Linked DNA regions of Mus musculus: regions 1 and 3 are each linked to region 2. Evidence: chromatin loops called from intact Hi-C (ENCODE). Cell type or tissue: left cerebral cortex. All regions are shown on one strand.

Evidence for each region. Peaks named below come from ENCODE experiments on the same cell type or tissue, not always from the same donor. Only the 100,000 strongest peaks of a DNase experiment are listed, where the experiment ranks them.
Region 1: it touches region 2 in a loop (4-fold over the local background); 3 of 42 quality-filtered maps call a loop at or near these places.
Region 3: it touches region 2 in a loop (3-fold over the local background); 3 of 42 quality-filtered maps call a loop at or near these places.

What each region holds. Positions count from the first base shown.
Region 1 is chr17:9,298,073-9,303,072 of GRCm38, reverse strand. No RefSeq gene overlaps it. Among named protein-coding and RNA genes, the nearest start is that of 6530411M01Rik, 130 kb to the right of the region's middle. In left cerebral cortex, no CTCF peak of the experiment used is centred here; DNase peaks (open chromatin) are centred at 579, 766, 1,740 and 1,878.
Region 2 is chr17:9,231,796-9,236,795 of GRCm38, reverse strand. No RefSeq gene overlaps it. Among named protein-coding and RNA genes, the nearest start is that of 6530411M01Rik, 66 kb to the right of the region's middle. In left cerebral cortex, no CTCF peak of the experiment used is centred here; DNase peaks (open chromatin) are centred at 1,425 and 2,711; H3K27ac peaks cover 978 bases.
Region 3 is chr17:9,289,991-9,294,990 of GRCm38, reverse strand. No RefSeq gene overlaps it. Among named protein-coding and RNA genes, the nearest start is that of 6530411M01Rik, 120 kb to the right of the region's middle. In left cerebral cortex, no CTCF peak of the experiment used is centred here; DNase peaks (open chromatin) are centred at 2,453 and 2,852; H3K27ac peaks cover 322 bases.

The DNA.
Region 1 (5,000 bases), 66 kb before region 2:
TCACTAGGCTATCCACAAAAGTCGTCCTGCCATTAGTAGTGACAATTTCAAATCATTTTCATCATTCTTACACAGCTACTATAATACCAGAGAGGATGGAGTCTGAGTCAGTAATTTTAAAAAGTGGGCAAGGAATAAAGTTCAGAAGCATGGGTTAAGTGCTAGAATGCAATTTGTAGGCAATTTTGGGTAATAATATAGCTAATGCCCTCATTTTCCCCAAAATGAACCAAGTAAATGATAATAAATTGAATACCTTAAGTCATGGTCAACTTGCTTTTTGCAGGGCACATGTCATGATTTTAGAATAGTTTTGATTGCTGCCAAATTCTTGTTTCAATTAATTAATCTAATCCCCTTTTCAGGCTTGCTCCTTCCACTCAGTGTTTCTCTCATCTGCCTTCCTGAAATCAGGGGGAATTCTAAGATGCTACTGGGAGTGTCTCCACAAATTCCTTGACAGATTTTTTTATAATTGCACTTTTTTTTTCTTTTTATTTTTTTTTCTTCCAAGTTCCTCTCTCCGCCTCCTCATCCACTCCTCTTCCAGTTTCCCTTCAGAGATGAGTATGATCCCTAGGGATATGAACCAACCATGAGGGTGTAACAAGTTGCAGTAAGACTAGTTATGTCCTCTTCTATTAAGGCTGGACTAAGCAACCCAGTAAGAAGAGATGGCCAGTTCAGGTTCCCCCACTGCTAGATGTCTTAGCTAGGGTCACCTTCAACCTATAATTGCATTTTATGTTGTTTGCTGCATGTGTCTTAGCATCCTTCTGTCAGTCGGAGGAAGGGTGTCTACCTCCTCCTCACTCCTGAGATAGCAGTGGGAATGAAGTTATGTGAAAGTGCTACATCGGAGTCAAGATTATGAGGACTGATCAAAAATTAAATTGAAATTAAATTGTAGAGAGTTCAGTGCTATAATGGAGGGGGGTAGAGAGGAGAGACAAAAGAAGGGGAGGGGAAGGGAAGGAGAAAGGAAGGGAAGAGGAAGGGGAAGGGGGAGGGGGAGGGGGAGGGGAGGAGGAGGGGGGAAGGGGAGGGAAATCAGCAATGGCCTCAGGGTACCATCATCTGTGGTTGAGAAAAAAAAAGTGCCCCTGAGTTCCGAAAGACTCTGTGGGAGAGGCAGCAAATGGTCCCTCTCTTAATAATTCTACGCACAGAACTTCAGAAGGTCCCCATGGTAAACATACTGGGTAGCTAGTGGAGAAACGTGGAGCATGATGAACTAATTACATAATTATCAGAAAATATTAAAGCAAACAGCAAATCTGAGGGGCCTAGCTATTCACAGGAGTGACTTCTCACAGGGTGACCCCACACACACATCTGAACAATAAAAGGAGAGCTTGCTCTGCTGCAGCAGGGAACTAAATAGTTCATGTTTCATTGCCAAGTTCATTTAAATGCACTCCTCTGAGCAATTTTAAAGCTCCTGGAGTTTTAACTGTGATATTTCATTTCAACTCGCCAGATTTTTAAAGTATAAACACGAGAAGCATATTTCTCTATGACTCATAATCTCAGGTTCGAAATGTGCAGGTAGAGCCTAGGGGCCACTCAGGCTGGTACAGAAGCAGCAGCCAGTGTTTCCACCCTGAGTCTAGCCTGACTGTACTGTCCTCCCTCCGAATGAGATGAGCCAGTTGTTAACGTTGAAATCTCACACACAGAGTGGGCTGCTGTCCTGTTTTCCTTCAATGGCTGCTTCTCAGCAGGAACCCAGACACACTGGAAGCCTCCTTGGCTCTGAGTGACTTTCTGTAGGAAGCCTCCAAAAAAAAAAAAAAAAAAAAAGGGGGTGTGGGATTGTGAAGAAGCCTTTTGGAAGAGATGTGAAGGCTCCCATTGTGTGAGACAAGAAAACAGGCCAATGTTTGAGAGTGGGCTGCTAATGTTTTTCCAAATTATGGGAGCAAAATGCACCCGGCCAACATGAAAGCCCAGCTGTGTCCTCGAAGCTCAGTGCCTGCAGAGAGCTGAGCCAAATTTCTATAGCTTTGTGGGAAATCACAGCCGTCCAACATTTGGGATTAAAATTACTTACAGTTTTATAAAATATGTATCATGGTATATGTAAATCACCCTGAGCCCAGCCACTCTTGGCCAAAGACTCCAGTGAAAGAAGCCTTTCACTGATTAGAAATGATGATGGCTGACAACATTTGGAGAGATCCATCCATGATTGCCCATTCCCACTTCCTCATGCACATATCACATTCTGTAAGCCAACTGTGTACCCACTACACAATCAACCCAGACCTCTGCCTTGTTTAGGAGAGCCTCTGAGGAGGAGGGGATCATCAGATGGCAAATACCAATCATCACACTCAGGAATAACTGACAGCTCAGTTTTCTGGTATTCCTCATCGCCTATCCCTCCCCAACCCCCACATTCGGATTCAGGACAAGCCTATGTTACAAGGCTTCATTGCTCCCTGACACACGGGGATGTAGCTGCTTGGCTACTCCAACCAAACTCAGCCCCATCCTGGCCTCTGCACATACACATGGCCTCTAGTTACTCAAACCACTGCCCTAGTCACATGGAATTGCGGTCCCTACTCTGATATTTGGCAGTTGTACAATTCTACAAGTCATGTTCATTACATCCAATTAGAAGTTAAAGACTCTTACTTAGCTATAAGACCAACATGAGACACTTCAATGGCTAAAGTTCTTTTTTATGGGTAGTAGCTCAAATATTAGAATTGAATATATGAACAAATCCCTGCTATGACTGTGGTCTGTCTTTTCAACTAATTATCATTGGTGACATGAACTATATTTTAGACTCCGTTGCCTTTATAGTTTGACCGAAGCACACAACACTGTGGATTGTAGACATTTAACATATAGTGTATGAACAAATAAACAAGAATGTGTTCAGACAGTTCTAGTAATGGCCCATCAGGAATGTTTCTGTTGAGAACATACACTGTCGGAAAACACAAATTGTATTTCCTGGATGTCTTAGGACATAACCAACAACTTTCAGAAAACCTCGATCCTTCCAAACTATGAGCTCTAGTCTTTACACAGAGGAGCTGAGGGAGATGTGGAGAAACAAGACTACTAAGAGGAATCTAGACAACAGGAGGGTAATGGTCTGGGATCTCCTTGTAAGACTGACATTCTGCATGGTTATTGATGTGGTTAAATAGTTTCCATTGTGACTAGCAGCCACAAAAAGTCATGGGAATAAAGTACCAGATTGAAAGAAGTCTAGTGCGGGTAGAGAACACGAGTCTTCAAGATGAAAAGATTTGTTCATGTAGAGCCCAGAGATTACAAATACTGTGTATAGGTTGAGGGCAGTGTGAACTTAGGAATTTCCTACGTGTCTTTAAAATAAAAATGGCCTTAGAGATAATGCATAACTGTGGCCAGAGGCATAGTCATTGCTGAACCCCTTGGGGACAGTGGGTCCCCTGACTCCATGTATTAAAACACACAATGATAGTAACAATAATATTTCATTTAAAGTTTTCTTTTTCTATCTTTGCTTCAAAGAATTCATTGCACGCTCTAACTTTTTACACGGGCCACCTCTGGGGCTGGCGGATGGCTTAGTGAGCGAGAGCCCTTGCTGCACAAGCATGAGGACCTGAGAACAAATTCCCGGCATCAGGTAAAATGCTGGGTATGGCCACATAGGCCTCTAACCCAGCATTGCATGGGGGGTGGGGGGGGGGAGAGATGGATGATAAACATTGTGAGGCCTCTGGCCGCACAGCCTAGCCAAAACAGTGAGCTTCTGCTTTGGTGACAGACCCTGCCTCAAGGCAATAAAGCAGAGAGCAAGAGAGAGGACACCAATGTTCTCCTCTGGCCTCTGCATGCACATTCATGGGAGCACAGCCCACGCCCACCCCATCATGCACACACACACAATCTTGCACTAACAGGTTAGAGCTCAATCTCCCTCCCACAGGAAATCAGCAGGGCTCTCAGAACTGAGAGCATGGGTCTCTACTCCACCTGCAGTTCCCCCCTTACTGGGCATGGAAATGTCTTTCAAACCTCATAGCTAGCAATCTCCCCCCAAAAATCAAGGGTTATTGACTGTGCTGCTTCCTGTGATATATCCCAGTTCTTTATTAATCTCTCACTAGCCATTACATTTAAATTATATTTCATGACAAATTGTACCTTTTAAAACACCTTGTAGTAGTTATTTCCTAACAGGTTCGTGCAGTGGTTCTAATGATGTGGCATTCTGGAAGACAAAACTATCCGGGCAGTGACAAGGATCCAGTTTTCTCGGGGCATGTCAAATGTAGGAATGGCTACACAGAATGAAGTGGAGTTTTAGGCCAATGAAACCATTCTGTTTAAAACTACTGGAGTGGCTGTGTCTTTATAAATCTCTCCAAACCCAGAGTATACACACCAAGGCTATTACACCACCACTACACCACCACTACCACTCTGGTTCCTCTTGGGTTTGATTTTGAGATACATCTTTTCAATGATGTCTTTTGACCTTTTTCTGTCATTAAAGCATTGGGTAGACAGCAAATATCCAAAGGAGTTTTTAAAATCCATTCTGACAACCCCTGCCTAGTGTATGAAGTGACACACCCACAGGGTCATGTGATCATGAAGTGACACACCCACCGGGTCATGTGACCATTACATGACACACCCACAGGGTCATGTGATCACCAACCCTGCCATTTGTATTCTACATGTCATATTATCCCCTCATTCTTCTTTATTGCCCTTGTGTAATAAATTACACTGTTCTGCCACCTTCTCATTTTCAGTTGTATTTTGAGCAGTTTCCCAAGTGTCCTCTGTGGAATATAATTGGCATCACATTTTTACCAATTCAATGTCCCTTTTGGGCTCGTAGAGTTAATTTTTCACCCCAGGTACAACTTTCAACTATGTGCTCCCTGCTGAGTTTTGAGAACTATCTTTGTCCTGTACATTTTGTTTTGCTTGGATTTCATTCTCATCCTGCTCTCATGGCTTCCTTTGGAATTTGA
Region 2 (5,000 bases):
TTGCTCCATGAATGCATAGATTCCATAAGCCTCACTTACTAGTGTGTATGTGTGTGTGTGGGGGGGGGGGGGGAAGGGAGATGTTGGTCATGTGGCTTGGTCATGATTTTTTTCCTAAGATGCATCTGACTCCAAGTTTGCTTGTTTTCCCATGTAATTAATCCTGTGTGCCTGTAAATCATTATTCTTCAAAACTCCCCCCTCTCAATAATGCCATTCCTTTGACCTATACAAAATTTGGGGTCTGACATAAAAATTATCAGACCTTAGGCAAAAGTCACCTTACCTAGACACCGTTCACAACATATTCTTAGCAGAGCCTAGGACTTACATGCCCCAGTTGTTACGACCACAGACACAGATAGAATTCACCATGTGATGAAGACAGACTCCTACAGTCTCTCCTGATCCATCACTACTCCTCAGCTACATAACTTACTGCTGTGTATCACGAAGAAAGCTAGGGCTGTCAGGGGCATCCCACATCTCATTGGCTTGAAGCAAGAGGGCATTACCATCAGTTGGAGGAAACAGATATAAAATTGGGGTCTCTACAGGACCACTTACCCCTCAGGAGACTTGGGCATCAACTCTCCCTTGCCTTGTCCAGCTTTGAGAGGCTTTAGCATGGTGTGTTTGGGGCCTCTTTCCACCTTCAAGCACCGTCAGTGGAAAACTGAGGTTCTCTCTCAACCCTTTCCACATAAGGACCTTCGCCGTTACAACGGTCCATACAGAGAGGGCATCTTCTTGTCCAGGATGAGTCTATTAAGATGCCAGTTCTATTTGCAGCCTCCACTGCCTTTTTCAATACAATAGATTCAAGGGGCAGAGATTTTTGGGTGGGTATGGGAGACAGCTGTTTCTGCCCACCATACCCTTTTCTGTGCCGGATTGAGGGTTCATTGCCACAAAAGCTGTCCTGACTTCCCTGATCAGTAACTTCCCATCAGCCATATCAAGCTTTGGGGAAAATAAGTTCCATCTTATGCCCTAAAAGATGGCAAGTTTCCAGTGACATAATTTGGCTTTCTTCTGTGTTCTTAAGATGGAGTCTCATGGATCTAAGCATGTTCCATAGCACCTGGCTTATGCACCTCTGGAGATAAAACACAAAGTTTGACACTAAGCAGTCTCACACTAAGCTGACTAATCCCAAGCCAGCGTCCCCCTTCCTATCAGAACTGTTTACTTCAAGAGGGAGAGCCATGCCTGCCAAAGCATGTCCATGTGAGCCCTGGATGGCCCAGGACCCAAGTCAGGCAGGTGCTCGTGCTTAGTGTTTCAGCTGAGACTTCCAGCAACATTTATCAGTGTTCTGCTCTTGCTGGGTTCCTGCAGATGTCCTTGGTGTCTTCCTGGGGTCCCTGCTCTGCTAGCTTCTGGGTCCTCACTCCCACGCCATAGCTGTTATATTTCTTCCCAAAGCTTCTATCAGAACAAATGTGTCAGCATTCGTAACAGATGGTTGCTTTCAGTTGGTGAACAAGGATCCTTAATATATCACAGAGGCTCTTGCTGGGAGCATATCTGAGAGGCGGGCAGGCTGCTCCCAGAAACACAGGCAAAACAGAAGCCACTGCTACCCATGGGGCTACGGGACAGAGCCAAGTGACGACTATAAGACCACCTGGACCACTCTGATTCCTTAGCTGAATGGAACCCAAGAAATGGGAGGGGGCCAAGAATCTATGCCACATCAAGGCTTAGGTTAAATGTCAAACCATCTATTATAATAAAAGTCACAGCTAAATGACAGCCCCACCACTCAGGCTTCCAATGTGTTTGTCTTGCAGGTACACGCCTGAACCCTCTAGAAGGGATTATCTTTTAAAGTTTAGGGAAAGAATCTCAGAGAATGTTCTTTGAGGGTGGTAGGACACACAAGGGATTGTTTCTGTGCTTTACCAGTAAGCAGAAAGCTATGAGACCAAGGTGGCCATTTGAAGCACGGCACAAATTAGCCAGTGTTCTCAAATGGTCATTGGTCTAAAAACATTTTAGGTGAATTTCACATAGTGGGCTTAGCCAGAAATATAATTAGCAAAGGTTTTAGGAAGCATTCACTCTGCTTGATTCGTTTACCAAAAGCCATTCATAACTTCAGAAAATTATACCAGCAGCCACACCCCTCATGGTACATGTCAAACCCGGCTTAGCAACCACAGACCCTGAATCAGTTGGCATTTGTAACTTTAATAAGTTTGTGTCGTTAATAGGCACAACCATCCTTATTCATCAGCTTCAAACTGTCAGTCCTGAAAAAGCATGTGGACTGCAATTAAAGTTCGTTCACTTATAAATATAATTGGTGGCAAGCACATAACTAATCATAATTTATTATAATAGAGTTTGCTGTTTGTTTGAATATATGTGCCCTCATTTCTTTATGCATTAAAAAGCATTTTTTTATAAATTACTTTCTTTTAAATTCTCACTTACTTAAAAGGAACATCTTTTTTAACTTCTACAGAAATATGGTTATATTATCCATGCATTTTTGTAGACCATTGGAAGTATTTTAAAAGTGAAGCCATGAGCAAGAGACAAAAAATAAAACAGTAGGCAGGAAATTTAGTGATGGGTGGGTGGCTCTCTCTCTGATATTTTCCCTTGCTACCACTTCAGGTTTACTTATCATTACTTCAGTGCCACCTCTAAATTGTGCTACTGAATTCCCCAGGGCAACACTCAGTGCCACCTCTAAATTGTGCTACTGAATTCCCCAGGGCAACACTGGATCAATCCAGTCTCTTGCATATTACACTTCCAGAAGTATCTTGGTTATTCTTGGCCCTACATCCTTCCACATAACTTTGAAATATGAGCCAAGGAATTAAAAAAAAAAAGAACATGGCAGGTGGCTGGTACCTTCTTAAATGAGACATTGCAGATGATAATAGATCAGGCATCTCTTCAATATTTCCACACATAAATAGAATAGTAAAATCAAATTGTATTCAATTTTGGAATTAATATGTTGAATTTGAGTCTCTTGCCACTTGCTCTTACTAAGTCTTTCTTGAGTTTTTCAGAATTTTAAAAATGTCTCCACTGACCAAATGTTTTGTACACTATTTATTTGCTTATTAACTATTCAAATATACACATAAAATTCAATCCTAGTTTCTAAGCTTAACAACTGTAGTTAATCCAAGTCTCTGATACTTTTCATCTCTAACTTAGATAGTGCATCCTGTGCTTGTATTAACTAGGCAACATATGATGGTTAGCTAGTCATGCTCTTGGTCTTAATTTAAAAATGTGTATTAATGTTAACTCTATGCTGAAATAGGTCTGGAAACGTTTGCTGGTTTTTCAAAAAACATTAGGAATATTAAATAAAGATCCAAGTGCCTGGCACAGCATACCTCCCTGTATCGGTCAGGGTTCTCTCTCTCTCTCTCTCTCTCTCTCTCTCTCTTTCTCTCTGTGTGTCTCTCTCTGTCTCTCTCTCTCTCTCTGTGTCTCTCTCTCTGTCTCTCTGTCTCTCTCCTCTCTGACTCCCTCTCTCTCTGTCTCTCTCTCTTTCTCTCTCCATATATATATATATGTCAGATGTGAATGGAAAGTCTAAGAATCTAGTAGTTTCTCAGTCCCATGGTCTGGGTATTTCAGCTAGTCTTCTGCATTAGCTGGAGCCCTGAAGAAGCAAACTCCACTTAATGTGCTGAAAAAGTGCAAGCAGGCAAAGAAGAACGAACCCTTCCTCCTTCCATTATCCTTATGTAGACCTCCAGCAGAAGGTATGGCTCAGATTAAAGGTGTACCCCATGATCTGGATTAAAGGTGTGTGTCTTCCAGCATCAAGAACTGGATCAAAATCCTGTGTCTTACAGCCTAGATGCAGGTCAGAAGCTTGTGTCCTCCTGCCTCAATACCTGGGTCACAGGTGTGCCCTCCATTTCTAGATTGTACTTTATTCCAGATATAGTCATATTGGCAACTAGGAAGAGTCAGAGGTTTGGGCTAGGGTGGCCCCAGGGCCTCCCAAAACAACACAGGCTATTGCTATTTGTCTTGGTTCTTATGGTGGTTCACAAGAACTCATCTGAAGACACCTTGAATTCAAAGAAAGGGTACAGAGAGGCAAAGCTAGACCTGTTCTGGAAGATGTGTCCCGAGGGCTACCATTCAGAGCGGAGGAAGGAGTAGTGCTGCTGCTGGGGAGGAAAAATCACCAATGCTCCCTTGATGACCTGAACCTTCCTTTCCCCTCTTTCCTGTCTTCAATGCAACATGGTTTTGTCAAGAAAACTGTACACTGGGGTACACACCTGTCCATACACGGTGTGCTTACCACTGCATCTATGGCCCACAAAACTAATGTCATGTTTAATCATATTCTATCTAAAATAGCTTCTCTTTCCCACTTCCTTTTATTTATTACTTCACAAGTTCCTTAAAATACACCCAATCTACTAACATCTAGAGATTTTCTGTTTACCTGCTCTTTTATCCAGGTTTATTTTATTACATTCAGATAAGGACTGGTGAGCCTCACACTTGGATATAACGCAGGTTTCATGTCCAATACATGGTCAGTTCAATATGATGTTTCTTATATGCCAACGAGATCATACTTATTATTTATATTTTCCTTGTCAGATTTTTAAATTTCTCCATTCTATTGAATACTAAGTGTGTGCTAGAGAATCCCATTTGATATTTTTTTAATTTCCCTCATATTAATTAATGTTTAGAATATGCTTTCAATCCATAGAATTAGGTGTTTCCAAGCCCACAAGTACCCTGCTTTCCTGTAGGATGCTGCATCCTATCCCATCTGTCAGTAAATGTCCTCTTGAGGCCCTCCTGAGTTGCCTTCCTTCGGCAGACATTGTCAGGCTCCACCAGCCTTCTGAGACACAGTCTCATTTCCTTCTCTAACTCCCAGGCCTTTCCATGGTAGGAATTCTTAGAATATTTGTTTAAGGGCTTTGAATCCCATCTGACAATCTACATTTTAATTCTTTGATCCTCTATTTAAATATACCTCT
Region 3 (5,000 bases), 58 kb before region 2:
TAGTGAGGAAAAACAAAAACACAGGAAGTTGGGAGAGAATATGAGCAGATGAATAAAAATGGAGGGAATGGTGTGGACTTGAGCAAAATACATTGTGCACATGTTGAATTCCTCAAATAAATTTTAAAAATGATAACTAAAGATAAGAGATCTGGTATAATTCGGACATTAAATGTCCCCAAAGCCCATATGTTTAAGCCTTGGTCCCCAGCCTGTGACACTATTAGGAAATGGTAGGACATTAAAGGGTGGAGTCTAGTGGAAGATGTCAAGGTCACTGGGAGGACATCCTTGAAGGACATGTTGGCATCTCAGGACTGTCTGGCTTTTCTCTCTTTATTCCTCACTGCTGTAAGGCAAATGGCCTTAACCTTGATGTGAGAGCTGTCTTATAGGCATAGCATGCCACCACTACTCATCTGTTATCATTTATAGGAGATAGTACAAAGCTGAGCCCTTAGCACTCCCTTGTGGCTCTCAAGATGCAGAAGGTACTACCTAAGGTTCTCTGGAGTAGCTCATGAGGTAGTTCACAAGACCCTGTCACTCTGTGAGGATATGTCAAGTGCCTAATTATTGTTGAAGGAAAGAAGGCTTTTCTACAGTGGAGTAACAACCTGCAGGCTGCCCCTTTCCTATGTCTAGATAACCCTTTATCAGCCAGTGGTCCTCTGAGTAATCCCAATTATACTCAATGGTTCACCAGGCTAGACCTGTAGCCCATGACAAAAAGCAACTTGAGGAGGGAAGAGTTTATTGACCTTACACTTCCACATGATGGTTCATCATCTAAAGCAGCCAGGGCAGGGACGAAAGCAGGAACCTGAAAGCAGGAACCAAAGCCGAGGCCAAAGTGAACACTGCTTACTGGTTTGCTCCCAGTGGCTTGCTCAGTCTATGTTCTAATATAATCTAGGACTACTTGACCTGGGGTGGCACTATCGCCAGTGAGCTGGGCGTTATCAACATCTATCAGAAATCAAACAGTCCACAGAGTTGACTATGGCTGACTATATGGTAGCATTTTCTCCATTAAGATTCCATTTTTCCCATGTCTGAGTTTGTGTCAAGATGGCAAAACCAACCAGCATAAGAACCTAGGGGTTTTAGGGTGATAAGAGTTCATCATGGCAGGAAGCCACAGCAGCAAGAAGGCGCGGCAGCAGGAGCAGGAAGCTGAGAGATCACATCACAACCCACAACAGAGGTCAACAGGAAGTGGGACAAAGCTACATATTATTAAAGCCCACCCTCAGAGTCGGACTTCCACCAGTAAAGCCACACCTTCTAAACCTTCTGAAGAGCACCACCAACTAGGGACAGAGTTTCAAATGTCTGAGCCTATGGATGGCATTTCTATTCTAACCAACAGGGCTGGGTTTCTTATGTTGGTTAGTCATTGATTTGCACCCAATCTGGAGCAAATCAGTATTTGTTCCTGTCTCTCCAGAAAAGGTAAATGTAACTCCTCTACCATGACCTCCCTTCCCTGAAGCAGCATGCTCTCTTGGGCCTATCCTTTCCAAGTCAGTGTATCTTGTCGCTCCCTGCATCTGTTACTCCTGCCTTCTTGTTGCTCTTTAAAGTCTGAGATTCTATTACAACCATAATGTTATAGGTAGTAACCGATGATGCTAAGCCTTCACTCCACAAGAGGCAGGCATTACAGAGTGTCAGGGGTTCCTTTCCATGGAGTGCCTTTTTCTGAAGAGGAAGGTGGGTGCACTAGTTTGAGTATGCTCACCTTGTTGGTATGTGAAGAATGCACTGCCTTCTGAAGCCACAGTCTGTGGCATCTTCCATTCTATGCAACCTGTAGGATGAAATTACTTCCAAAGCTCCACTGAAGAGCTGAACCCTGATGGAATGTCCTATCCCAGGACTCTCTTTGCTTAGGCCTCTTCATATTCTTCAGTGCTATCTGGCAGAATATATTTAATTTCCTACGTTTTCTTCCTATTGGAATAGAAGCTTCAGGAAGGCTGTGCTTGTGCCATTCAATGTTGTAACTTCACAGTTAGAAACATACTGTTCCAACCAGGTATTCTGTGGGTATTTGTAACAGGCCCAGTCCCTTGTGGCACAGTCCTCTAGAAGAGCAAGATCAGACAGGCTCATTCAATGTAAACCATTATGTTAGTTCATGAGGTCTTCACACAGCCATCTACACAGTCCAGGGATTACTGTGGTGTGCCCAGGGGCTTCTGATTTCTTATCAGTCAACATGTCATATACTGTCTACATACCTAAGTTAACTATTGAAACACTAGCAGTGCATCAAAACAATATTTTAAATAGCAAAACAGCACATTTATAAAGGCCTCCTTTCCAGAAGTGTTTTACCGTGCTCACACTGTGTGTTGGGTACTATTACGTGCATTTAGGAAAACAGAGTTCCGTTCTCTAAAAACAGCAGAATGCTGGAACTGAAAAGTGGGGGCGAGTCCATCTGGGCCAGTGTAAAGTGGGACAATGGAGATGGAGCCACAGGGCATATGGAAGGACTGACAGTGCTTCTGGGAGACGGTAAGAGGAGAGGGGTGGTATCAGGAGCAGATTTTCACAGAAACACAGTGGGCAATGGGCCATGCTGCTCTGTAGAAGAAACTGATTGTGGATCCCAGAGCCTACTGAGCCCTAAGTTCTCTACTCGGCTGCCAATTCTTACAGCAGAAGGGTACCGTGCCCTTCATTGGTTTCCCGCTCCATCTTCCCTGCCCCCATGCAGTGAGATCCCATGCATCCTTTTAATTCCCTTTTACCCTTCAACACGCACCCAGGTGCTATGCACTAGAAATCTCCAGGACTGGGCTTATTCAGTATAAATAGTCCTCATCAGACCAAAAGTGAGTTTTCCCAAGATGTTACTCTCTGGACACGGCAGCAAAGGATTCTTGAAATTGGAAAGTAATTTCACATTGGAAATGAGCTGCTAAAGTTAGGAAGGAGGAATTATTTAGGGCCAGAGGAAACTGCTTAGCACTCCTAAAATTATACAAAGCAGCAGCTGCTTGCTGTGCCTCTGGAAGAGGTAGGTGCTGTGTGTCTGGGTGACACTTAGGTGCAGGAAATCTTTGGCCTACCCATTCCGGGGACACAAGGGTAACTTCATGGGAATCTGGCAAGGTCACCAAAGGTCAGCGGAGGCCCTTGACCTGACAGCCTCAGATCGTGCTACGTTTATTTTAGGACAAAAGTCTCCTCATGGGAGCTGGGAATGAGCTAAGAAAAAACTAATTTCTCTCTCCTCTCTAATTGATAACACATGGCCTCAATTATAGACACCCCTGAGTGCTCTTTTAAAATTGACAAAGCTTTCTGCAGGAAAAGGAATGGCCCATTGAGTTAGGAGATCTGTGCATAGCAGTAGCTGGTGCCAGATGTTATGGAAGAAAGCAAAAGACCCCTATGATGCCCCCAACCATAAAGCCTTAGCATGGGGAAAAATCCTTCCTGACCCCGGGTGGACACCAGTCACAAGCCTAAGAGCAAAAGGGCCATTACTGCTGGCAAAATGTCATCCAAATTGGTGATGCTCCAAACACTATGGTTCCTAACAAATTAAGCTAAGTGCCTTATGAACAGTTGGTGACTATTAACAGTTACTACACTTTTCAACAGTCTTTAGCAATTTTCCCAACTCTTCCTATGTTAATGATGTGTTAATCACTGCCTAAACAAGGCAGATAATGAGACATCTCTGTGTGCCACTGTAGACAGAGAAATGGGAATATTCAAAATATAGTGACAAAAATAAGTTGAAAAGAGATGTTTCCTTAGACATCGCAATAATGAGACTCTCAGGATGCTCAGGGGAAAGTTGTAATAAGTGCATGATATGGAAGAGTTGTGTGTGTAAATGAATCCATGTCCACACATCAGCCCATGCAAAGCTAGAAGTGAGTGATAAGTTATTTCTCCACCGATGAAATGAGCCAATTCAAGCCAGATTCGAGTATATTAAATGCAGGTTTCTTGGGAAACTGCTCTGGGCTGGTGAGTTCACTGGCCCTAAGGAAAGAGGCCAGGGAAGTCACTGTGGGAAGGGAGAGAGAGGGGAGGGGGTGGGGGAAGAGACAAAGAGTGAGCCCCAGCCCTTGTGCAGCGAGAGGGCAGATAGGGAAAAACTAAAATGGCTGGATTATATAGGGAAGAGCCTCTGGGGGAAGGGCAGCCCAGCCTCTAGGTTGGACATTTCAGGGCTGGGGAGCAGGGTATGCCAGGTAGGGACTGAGTGATGCTGGGAGAACCCGGAAGCCATGTCTGCTCTGATATGCAAAATATGCATCCCAGTCCATTGTCCTGGGTTTGAAACCAAACAGTAAGGATGAGGATGGGTTAGCAAAATGTACAGCAATCTTATTAAACTTCAGTCCTCTACATCCATGCAAATGAATGTTAATAAATATGTAGGATAAAATGGTTTCCAAAATGTGGAAGCAAACCAAGTCTAGACTAACAGTTTGTCTACTTCACAAACCTGTACAGCCAGCTATACAAGGCCTTTAAAGAATGTTACTATGTTAACAAAGAATCTCTTGGAATGGGAAGTTATACCTGTTATGTTTGACTTTTTTTTTTTTTGGCTAGTTTTCCTTGCTTGCAAAGGATGTAATAATTTGTAGTGTGGAAAACTCAAATTATTTTCCAAGAATAAAATACCAAAACTACATTGCCTAAAACAAAAAGCTCCTATCTAGACAGGTCCTTCCTTCATTAACAGTTTGCTTTGTTAGCTGAGACAGGTTAGAATTTTCTAAGCGCTCCTTAACACACTCAGAGAGAGAGACAAGAAAGGAGAAATGGCAAAGAAAATACAGGAAACATGAAAACAGCCAGGCTTTCAAAGTACAGGTTCCAGGTCCTCTAATAAGCACTTTCGAGCTTCCAGACTATTTCAGCCATCATCCTGCCTGTGCCCCAGAGCCTGATACAACCTCTCTAGCACCAGGCTGAGATCTATGCTTTGTCAATTGCAAACAAAGATTCTTTCCGATTTC